Linked DNA regions of Homo sapiens: all the other regions are linked to region 3. A link is a contact called in ENCODE Hi-C or POLR2A ChIA-PET data. All regions are on one chromosome and are shown on one strand. The core of a region is the stretch at or near the end of the contact, and the rest is flanking DNA. Distances in the headings are between cores, read along the strand shown. Region 1 has its middle 120 kb from the start of LINC01738. Region 2 has its middle 100 kb from the start of LINC01738. Region 3 has its middle 95 kb from the start of FOXD2.

Evidence for each region. A loop is a pair of places that touch in the nucleus more often than their neighbours do. ChIA-PET counts read pairs that join two places held with the same protein, here RNA polymerase II (POLR2A). Pooled maps may share reads with other maps.
Region 1: a map of endothelial cell of umbilical vein shows a loop between it and region 3 (3-fold over the local background). The contact joins two enhancer-like sites. A Hi-C loop is called at or near these places in 7 of 168 maps with a recorded cell type or tissue (aorta, ascending aorta, endothelial cell of umbilical vein and 3 more) and 6 of 50 pooled maps. POLR2A ChIA-PET finds 5 or more read pairs at or near these places in 3 of 52 experiments (MCF 10A, OCI-LY7 and T-cell).
Region 2: a map of heart left ventricle shows a loop between it and region 3 (4-fold over the local background). The contact joins two enhancer-like sites. A Hi-C loop is called at or near these places in 8 of 168 maps with a recorded cell type or tissue (Right ventricle myocardium inferior, aorta, ascending aorta and 4 more) and 5 of 50 pooled maps. POLR2A ChIA-PET finds 5 or more read pairs at or near these places in 3 of 52 experiments (H1, MCF 10A and OCI-LY7).

The regions. Positions count from the first base shown.
Region 1 is chr1:47,567,972-47,571,354 of GRCh38, forward strand. No RefSeq gene overlaps it. Among named protein-coding and RNA genes, the nearest start is that of LINC01738, 120 kb to the right of the region's middle. Within about 2 kb of position 2,005, at least 4 of the 41 ENCODE cell types and tissues checked have a DNase peak (open chromatin) inside an H3K27ac peak, as active enhancers do.
Region 2 is chr1:47,586,562-47,589,992 of GRCh38, forward strand. No RefSeq gene overlaps it. Among named protein-coding and RNA genes, the nearest start is that of LINC01738, 100 kb to the right of the region's middle. Within about 2 kb of position 1,735, at least 3 of the 41 ENCODE cell types and tissues checked have a DNase peak (open chromatin) inside an H3K27ac peak, as active enhancers do.
Region 3 is chr1:47,531,672-47,534,757 of GRCh38, forward strand. No RefSeq gene overlaps it. Among named protein-coding and RNA genes, the nearest start is that of FOXD2, 95 kb to the left of the region's middle. Within about 2 kb of position 1,505, at least 7 of the 41 ENCODE cell types and tissues checked have a DNase peak (open chromatin) inside an H3K27ac peak, as active enhancers do.

The sequences.
Region 1 (3,383 bases), core at 755-3,254, 37 kb after region 3:
GGAGGGCCCATTGGCCTTGCCGCCATCAGATTCCACCCCTCAGGCTCTTTACACTGCAACAAGTGGATCCCTCTTCTAGCCCAGATATGGTCCTGCTAGCTCAACACCTCTGGACTGATGCAGTTTCCTTTAGGGTCCGTATTACAAGAGTTCCCACTGGATATAGCTAGGGCTAGAAGTGAGAATGCTGCACTGACAGGGCTGGGCTGTGCAGTCACCTGAGGTTGAATGTACAAAGGGGGACACAGTTCCCAAACCCATTCTTTCCTGCCCTGGGTCTTCTTCTCCCACTTGCATGTCTCATGCATGGTTTAAACTTCCCCACCTCCTACATTATGCTTATACTGTACACTCTCCATTACCTCCTCCAGCCTTCAAAGCTCACAATTGCCAACTCTTCTGGGAGCCTTCCTAGATCACACAGCTGGTATTGGCAGTCTCTGCAGGTCCCTTTTGCTCTGTGTCTGTGTCTTTATATAACCCCTCAGCCTGCCTTGGGTTGGATAGTTGCAACTGATTCTGTAGGTGCTTATTGAGTGCTGCCTATGTGCTAGGCGCTGGAAATACAGCTGTGAGCAAGACAGACATAGTCTGTACTTTCACGGAACTTCCAATCCTTCTTTGCTACTGGAATTAGGGGCTCTTCCACCAACTGGACCTTCTTAAATTTATTAATTTCATTCCCAGTGCCTGACACAGAAATAGCACGGAATAGGTGCTTAATGCATGTTTGAAGGATGGAATTTGTAATCTTGGTTCTTTATGATGCTTTAAAATTAATTTAAAAATAAATCAATTAATTTAAAAATTCAATCTGATTTACCATTCTAATTCAATTTGTTCTGGGAGGAGAGGGGTCCCCCAAGGGGCAGGGTGCAGGCTTGGGACCAGTCCTAGGCTGGTGGGGTGGGCGGGGATGGCCATCCTGTGGTGGTTGTGGCAGCAGCTGCAGAAGTGGACACATCTTTGTCTCTAGCCTTGGCCTGGCTGCCTGCCCACCCTCCCGCCTGCCATCCACATGGTGGAAATACTGACGAACAAGGCCCTTCCTGTCTTCCTCTCTTTCCCCCTTTTCTAAAAATAAGCTGGAACCTTCCCCTCATCTGCCCCCAATTTTCTCCTGCTTGACCCCGACGACCTCATACCCTCAGATGAGGCCACATGTGTGCCCACTGCTGGACAGATGGGCTGACCCCGCAGTGCAGATGGTGGGAGTGAGGAGCCCGCCCTGGCCTCTGCCCCAACCCAGCCGGCCCCTCCAGCTATGCCCTTCCTGGGAACAAAGCACTGGGCCAGCCCCTGGACTGCTGGTGGGATGGGAGAGAACTTGTTTGTAACAAAAATCTCCACCCGGGTTTTATGAACTGTCATGATAATAATAATCGCCCACATTTGTATACAAAGCACTTTCACATCCGTTATCTCCTTTAGTCCATGCAGTAACTCTTTGAGATTGGTATTATTGATAATGCCCGGAATGAACACATTAGGAAACCAGAGAGGTTCATTTACTTCGCTAAGGTTGCATAGCTAGGAAAGAACAGCACCAGGATTCAAATCTATATTTCTCAGATTCAAAATTCTGCCCCTTTACACTCTCTCTCCTGTTTGCCAATGTCTGAAATAGGCAGTGGTTTTGCAACTTTGTGCAGAGAGATTTTTTTTTTTTTTTTGAGACAGGGTCTCCCTCTGTCGCCCAGGCTTGAGTGCAGTGGTGCAATCTCTGCTCACTGTAACCTCCACCTCCCAGTCTCATGTGATCCCCCCACTTCAGCCTCTCAAGTAGCTGGGACTACAAGCATAAGCCACCACACCTGGCTACTTTTTTTTTGTTTGTTTAATAGACGGGGTTTTGCCATGTTGCCCAGGCTGGTCTTAAACTCCCGAGCTCAAGCTATCTGCCTGCTTCAGCCTCCGAAAGTGCTGGGATTACAGGCATGAGCCATCATGCCCGGCCCAGATATCTTCATATCATTCTTTTAGTTGCTATTTGTTGAGTTGGTATTAGTCACCTACTTGTGTGTCAAGCACTGTGCTGGGAGCTCCACCCTGACCCCAAGAGGAAGGAATTATTAAACTCACTTGGAGGAGGAGGAAGCTGAGACTCAGAGATGGAATGCGACTTGCCAAGGTCGTTCCGCGGTGAGACTGGGGCTTCAGTGTTTGGACTGAGGGCTGCCTGACTCCAGAGTTTTTTCTCTGCAAAACAACTCACAACAGTTGGCATCATGTGCTACCTTTTCTTGTTAAGTAATTATTAATAATTTGACAGAACATCTTTTGAGTGTCTGCTCTGTGTCAAGCATATGGACACAGGGATGAGCGAGACCCACACAACCTGCCCTAGTGGGCTTTATGAATTAGTGGAAGATGGACATGTAAATGGCAATTATGGTGCAGAGTGATAAACCATTATTAGCCATAATAGTAAGCTTTGCACAGTGCTTATTGCTCACTGAGGGCCCTCAAGGGAAATCTGGCCATTTCCATGTGATGCTGAAAACGGTCTGCTGGCCTCCCTGTGGCTGCAGCTTCATGTCTGAGCCTCCTGGCCTGGCATCCCAGGCCGTGGTGATGTGGTAGAGCCCACCTCTCCATCTTTGTCCCCTCCTGGCACCCTACCTCACTTTGTGCTCCAGCACCACCTAACTGCTAGAGGTACCTCACACACTGGGAGTTTCTCACCTTGGCTGCTTTATCCTGCTTGGCGTCTGCTGGAAATACCTCCTATCTCAGGCCCCACTTTCTCCTGGTTAACTCTTACCCTGCAAAACTCAGCTCAGATGGTACCGCCTGCCCAGGATACATGCGGTGGTTGGAAGGGGGGGATTTTCCTCTAATTGGAGATGTTTGAGCCAAGGATGGATGATCAGGGCAAAGAGACAAGTCATCTAATTTCTATGAGTTTCAGTTTCCTTTTCTGTGAAGTGGGCTCAAGAATAGGACTTAACTACAGGAAGATAAGGGGATTGCTAGAGGGAAGCACAGTAGCCTGTGGGAGCAAAGTGGAGTGTAACCCAGCCTGTGGGGTCAGGAAAGCTTCCTGGAGGACTCAACACCAAGGAGAAGCCTCAGATGGTATTAACGGCTAACACGTAATTGTGCTTCTTATGTGTGGGGTGCTGCTCTAAGCCCTTTGTGTATGTTAAATCATTTAATCTTTGTGACAACTCTGTGAGGCAAGTGCACCTCATTACACATCAGGAAATTGAGGCACAGGGAGATTAGGGGACCTGCTTAAGGCCACGCAGATAAGAAGGGGCAAAGCCTAAATTCTAACCCAGGCTCTTGGCTCCAGCATCCATGCTCTAGCCACTTACCTACTAAGGAAGGGGAAGAGCAGCGGGGGTGGAACCTAGAGCGCAGCACCAGGGCCATGCTTG
Region 2 (3,431 bases), core at 485-2,984, 55 kb after region 3:
TGAAAGCGCACAACTCCACCGATCATCTTGCCAAAGGGGTTTGAGCCTAAGTGTGATCTACTCTCTGGATCCAGCTGCCAATTTGAAGGAAAAACAGGACAGAAGCACATGGTGAATGGCATCATGAATCGGCTAGCAGCAAAATCCAGACTATGGAAACTCTTTTTTTTTTTTTTTTTTTTTTTTTGAGACAGAGTCTCACTCTGTCACCCAGGCTGGAGTGCAGTGGCGCGATCTCGGCTCTCTGCAAGCTCCGCCTCCCGGGTTCACGCCATTCTCCTGCCTCAGCCTCCCGAGTAGCTGGGACTACAGGCGCCCACCACCACGCCCGGCTAATTTTTTGTATTTTTAGTAGAGACGGGGTTTCACCGTGTTAGCTAGGATGGTCTCGATCTCCTGACCTCGTGATCCCCCCGCCTCAGCCACCCAAAGTACTGGGATTACAGGTGTGAGCCACCGCACCCGGCCTGGAAACTCTTTAGGTCAAAGAGCCAGGGTACTTCCATGGATAAACTGTCAGGTAGAGCAAGGGATGGCAGTGGAAGGCTGGGGATTACAAGAGACCTAAAAGACATCAAATATAGGAAATGAACATGACTGAATGATAGTGTCTAGGGATGTACATTTAGGTGATCAAATTATAAGGAAAAGCAAGAAAATAGTAATTACAAAAGTTAGAATTGGCACGGTGGTTCATACCTGTAATCCCAGCACTTTGGGCGGCCGAGGCGGGTGGATCACAAGGTCAGGAGATCAAGACCAGCCTGGCTAACACGGTGAAACCCTGTCTCTACTAAAAAATTGGCCAGCCGTGGTGGTGGGCACCTGTAGTCCCAGCTGCTTGGGAGGCTGAGGCAGGAGAATGGCGTGAACTCAGGAGGCGGAGCTTGCAGTGAGCAGAGAATATGCCACTGCACTCCAGCCTGGGTGACAGAGTGAGACTCCGTTTAAAAAAAAAAAAAAAGTTAGAATTTGTGGTTACTTTTGGAGAAGAGAGAGGAGGCACCTGGAGGGGCTTCTATGGTGACGGACACAGCTTTATTTCTTACCTTGGGAATGGTTACAAAGGTATTCACCTTAGAGTGATTCATTAAATGATATGTTTGCTTTGTATGGTTTTCTGTTATTTTACAATAAAAGGTTAAAAAGACTAAGTCACAAATATGGCATTCTGGTCTTACCCCCCAAGCACCTGTATATTGGCAGCCCTTGTCTGCTCAGAGTTGGGTGACCCTGACTGGCAGTGGTCTCTTTCTTCCAGTTTCCAAGACACTCTGAAACACAGAGACAAAGAGATAAAGAAAATGGAGAAACATCCCTATGATGGAAAAAAATAAACAAACTCATTGCTTAAAAACATCAGCAACAGTAATAATAACAATAACAAAAAACCCATCTGTGAAATTTACAGGTCTCCAGTTAAGCTGGTGCGTCCCTTCCTAATTAGTCCTTCCCTGGATGAGAATGGGTCTGGGTCCATGTTGGGGAAAGGTGGTGGTGGTGATGGGGGTAGCTGGGTGCCTGTGAGAAGCCTGAGGCTGTCTCCTCTGTCTTTCCCATCCCCTGAGACCACCACTGCCCAGCAGTATTGGCCTGGGAAGCTCTGCATGGCCCCTGGGCTGCTCAGTCTCCTGGGAGAGGTGCTACTCTGTTTCCTGTGAGATAAGGCGCAGGGATATATTTAGATAAAAGCAAAGTGAAATTGAAATCCCTTGGGAAATCCCTTGGGAGGGGTGGTGTGGAAAGATTCCGGAGCCTGCTCAGCGGCTCCAAGTTTTACAGTCTGGTGAACATAGAGCCTGGCCCTTGTCCGCGCTGAAGGCAGCCACCAGGGCACCAGAATTGCGGGTGTGTGTGTGTGTGTGTGTGTGTGTGTGTGTGTTGGGAGTCCTGAAAGGGACAGGCTTGCTTGACTCCTGCTCTCAGGGGCTCACATGAGGACTTCCTGGGATGGGCCTGGCAGAGGCAGCAGCGGAGAGAGAGCCCTGCCACTGTCCTGAACACTGCAGTGTGATTCAGGGAAGCCATGTGACTTCTCTGGTCCTCTGCTGTCTCATCTAAAAGAGAGGGGATGAAATAAGATGGCCCGGAGTTCCCTCTCAGTTTTCACAGTGAGGGACTCTAAACTGCAATATTTCTCTGGCTCATATTTCTTTGACCCTCATGCTGGGTATCAAAGAGCTTTCTTTCTACAAAAAGCCTGTAGCTTATGCTCACACCTCCCTCTTGGAGGAGGTGCTGAGATGCCTTGATATCTAACCTTCTCATTTCTTAGAACTGTTGAAAAGAAAGTGCATCTCTAGCTTTCCTGACTCACTCAGAACCTGTGGTGCCTGCACATGTTGTGAGAATTAGGAAAAGATGCCCCTGTGCAGGCATTGCCCAGCATGCTCATAGTGAGGCTGCTGCAGAGGGGATGGTATCTTTGGAAAAATTGAAAAGAGGAGCCCTTTTCGCCCCCCACCACCCCCCGGCAAAGGACACAGCCCTGTGGCAATGCACATAGCTTGGAGAGCAAAACAAGAAATGAATTTTTCAGCCACCATTTCCCTCTTGGCAGGGTGTCTTGAACAATGAACAACCTGTACAACTGCACATAATGGACTGTTTAACTGCTTTGGGCTTCTGAAGGGGCCAGGCATCCATTCTTGCTCCAATAAATGAAAATAAGCAAATAGAGAGGAGTCTTCAGAGAATTCCTTTCCACATGAGCTCCAGTGCTCAGCATGGGGTCTGGGAGAGAGTAGGATCATGGATTACTCTACATCATGGTTACCAACTTCAGCTAGGACCCAATCACAGTCTGCAGCCTTTCTGTTGAAGTACACAAATTCTCTTCTCTCTTCTCAGATCTTCACCCACCCTTTCCATCCTATCCTCTTACCCAGAAGACACCTTGTTCCCTACTCACAGAGACGCAGAAGGTGCCACATGAGACTTTCCTCAGCTTCCCACAACCAAAGCTATGTCTAGTTCCACCCTCACCATCATCCCTCCTTCCTCACCGTCTCCAGCCACTCAGCCCTTCTCTGCATTCTCTGGATTTCTTCCCGACTTCTTCTGCTGCCTGACTCCTCTCTTACACCATTCAGGTCTCCCTTAAGCATAATTTCTTCCAGGGTGAAAAGGAGGTGGTAGGGAGCTTCCCTGATGCCCTGTCTGCCCCTGTTAGAGGAGAGTTCTGTCTATTACAAACTTCAGTGGCTTTCCTTCCTTTTGCATAATACTCTGTGCATTTGCAATTTACTTCTTCAGTTTCTCTTCTTCCGTGGTAGACTGTGGGTGCCCACGGCAGGGATGGTAAATGCCTCCTTCACTTGCGACAGCTTCAGTGCCTAGTCCCTAGCCTGGTATGTGAAATGGGGGGCAGGGCTGGCATTTACTGTCTGTGGCTGAACAAATGTGTGACTGTGTGTGAAGTGAGGTATAAA
Region 3 (3,086 bases), core at 255-2,754:
GTGAGCACATCTGTCCCATTCACCTTGGGCCACATGCCTATCTTCAAGCCATTACATGAGAAGTGCATAAACTTCTACCCTATCTGAACTACTGTATTGTTGGCTCTTTTGTCTGAAGCCCATTATTTAGCCAGAAGCCTAAATAGTGCACCAGGTAAAGGAAAAGGAAGACTTGTAAGGCAGGAGGAACAGCCTGTCCGAAGACATAAAGAGTGAAAGAAGTTAGTTTTAGGAAACGTTCTCACAGGATTTTGTTTTTTGTTTTTTTTTTTGAAGATCAAATGAGATAATAAATGTATATAAAATCCTTAGTAGAGTACCTGGCACATACTAAGTTCACAATAAATGAAAGTCCCATTTTTTTTTTCTGTGTGATACAAATTACTTCTCAGAGCCTCATCTGTAAAATGGGGGTAATGTCACCTGTATGATGAAAACAGAGGTCTGAACCTTTCTACTCTAAAATAGTATGAATAGCTTGCAGAAATTCTATTGGGAGCAAGGTTAAAAGGAAAACAATTATCAAGAAACGAATGAGTACCCTGCCTTTCACTGATTTAAATAATTTACTTTAACAAAACCTCTGGTGCTCTCCATCTCTACACTTTAGCTAACATTGGTCCTATTCCTTCCTCCTAAAAATATTAGTCATTCCTTGAATGAGTTGTGGATACTCAGTGCTCCAAAGTTTTCATAGGCAGGTTTCTCAGGGCTTTCTCCTCCTATTCTCCTAACTCCTATTCACCTCACAAGACTGTACCAACATCACATGTCCTGGGGCTTCCCTGACCTTATGGGAAGATCTGCCTGATTCTCTTTATGCGACAGGTACTCCACTAAGGCCGTACACTCTCTCTTATTGGTTTAGGTGTTATTTTCACCTGCCAGACTGTGAGCTCTTCCAGGGCAGACAGCATGAATGTTTCATTTTTGTTTCTTCAGCACCTGGCCACAGTAGCTGTTCAGTTCTTATTACTGAATAAATGAGGTGTTCTCCGGCAAACATGTAGGATCAGTTAGAGTGTGTATGTGTTGGTGGGGGTGTGGGGAGGGTGGAGCACAGAGGATTTCAGGGCATCAGAAGGGCAGATGTAAAAAATGAACACGTCTCTCATCCACACAAGTCCGGGACTTTGTCATTTAGACATTATTAGGGGAAAAAGAAGAGGTAGTCTGATAGAATGGAAGCTATCTAGTTTAAGAAACAGGAGGCCTGATTTCCCTCCAAACTTGTTCAGGATTCATCTGTGTGACTTCAGTAAGTGTCCTTCCCTCTCTGAGCCTTATTTTTGGCGATTCCGTTTCTGGTCTTCCAGGAATCTAGGCGTCCTCCAGCTCTGAGATTCCCAGGGGCCTATTGGCCTCGGGGAGAGAATAGGCCTGGCTTTCAGGCCACATGAGGCTGTGACCCACAGCTGGCACTGGTCACCTCCGCTGTCTCCTCTTCCTCTCTCCTCCTTCCCTCACACCCCCTTCCTCCATCCTCCCTCTTCTTCCCCCATTGTCCTCCCCATCCTTCCCTTCCTCCCGCCTCCTCCCCTGGCTCCTCCTCTCCCCGTCCGGGACTCGGGGGGAGGCGCGCTGGGTGGTCCGGCAGCCGGGGGCGGGCGGTAGCCTGCAGGCGTAATTGGCATGCACGCCGTTGTAGCTGAGACCGCTTAATAAAGCATTACATATCTCACCGCTTCCATATTTCATTACCTCACGCGGAGCCTGTGAGAGGGCCCTAATGGGAGTCAGCTGTGTTTTTACTTTCTGTTGTCGGCCGGGACGGGTTTCTCTGCGGATTCTTTGAAATGAAATAATGTGATGCACGCCGCGATAAGGGCCGGCCTGTAATGAGGCCCAGGCCGCCGGGCGGCTGCTATTGCTCCAGGTGTCGCGTATTTGGGCTGCGAGGACAAGGAGGAGGAGGGGGCGGCGCCGGAGGATCGGGGGGGAGGGGGAAGTCGCGAGGGGCAGGGGGTGGGAGAAGGCGGAGGGAGGAGGCAGGGGGCAGGGGGCGGGCGGAAGAGGGGAGGAAGGAGGGGGCGGCGGGCCGCGGCAGGCCAGGCGGGAGAAGCCGGAGACAGAGAGAGGACGGGGACAGTGGCGGCCTGCAGAGCCCTAGGAACCCGGGTTCAAATCCTGCCCGCCAGCGTGAGAGAGCGTTTGCCCGCCCAGGCGGTCCACCGGGGTGAGGCTAATATTCATCTCACGGGGTTGTGTGCAGGTAAATGAAGAGGGTTTGTAAATTGGAAAGGACACATCACACATAAAAGGAATCATTTACTGAGAGAAAGGAACTGACGCCCTTTGAGCATCCCCTCTGGGCATGGCAGCTGCCAGCCACTTCACTGAATGATCACAGCAGCCTCACTTGCTAAGAATTGTTACCTTCCCTTTACACAAGAGGAGACTGAGGGTCAGAGCAGCGAGGGGCTGGCTCCAAGGCACACAGGAAGAGGCTGAGGGCAGCCCTAGGCAGGTAGCCAGATGGAGATAGAGTTGGAGGAGAAGTTGGTCCACTGCCCGCTGACTGGGCCACCCTGGCACCCCCCTCGAGGGGAGCTGGGCTTTCTTCTCCACCTTGCTCTATGGGCCTCCTCCTGTGGGTCTGAGGCCTTTGCCCTCCACACGGGGATGGAATGGGGTGTGGTGCAGGACTCCTTGTAGGAGGGGCAGTGGCTGGCTGTGGGGAGAAGTCCTTAGGAAGCCCCCTGTTCTGAGCATGCTCCTCTGTTCAAAATCCCACAGCTACAGTCCCTGAGTGTCAGCTTGCTTCGTGTCCACTCTGTCTTCATCTCCAGGAAATAAATGCTCTTTGAGGAGTCTTGTATCTCCTCAGTGTCTCTTAAATCCACTCACTTCTTGCCCTCCCTCCTGGCACTGCCCTGGGCCAAGCTTCTGGTCCTGCTTCGGACACTGAAGGGATCTTTCTGAAATGCTGACTCACGCTGCTGTCCTTCAGCATCGGGCTCCTCATTGCTCCCAAGGGCCTCTGGCTTCCCTAGCATGCCCTAGCAGGCCCTCCCTGCCTGGACTTTAGAGCCTCCCCCAGCTCCTCAGCTTCATCTTTATCACACCCCATCCCTGGCCCTGCCAGA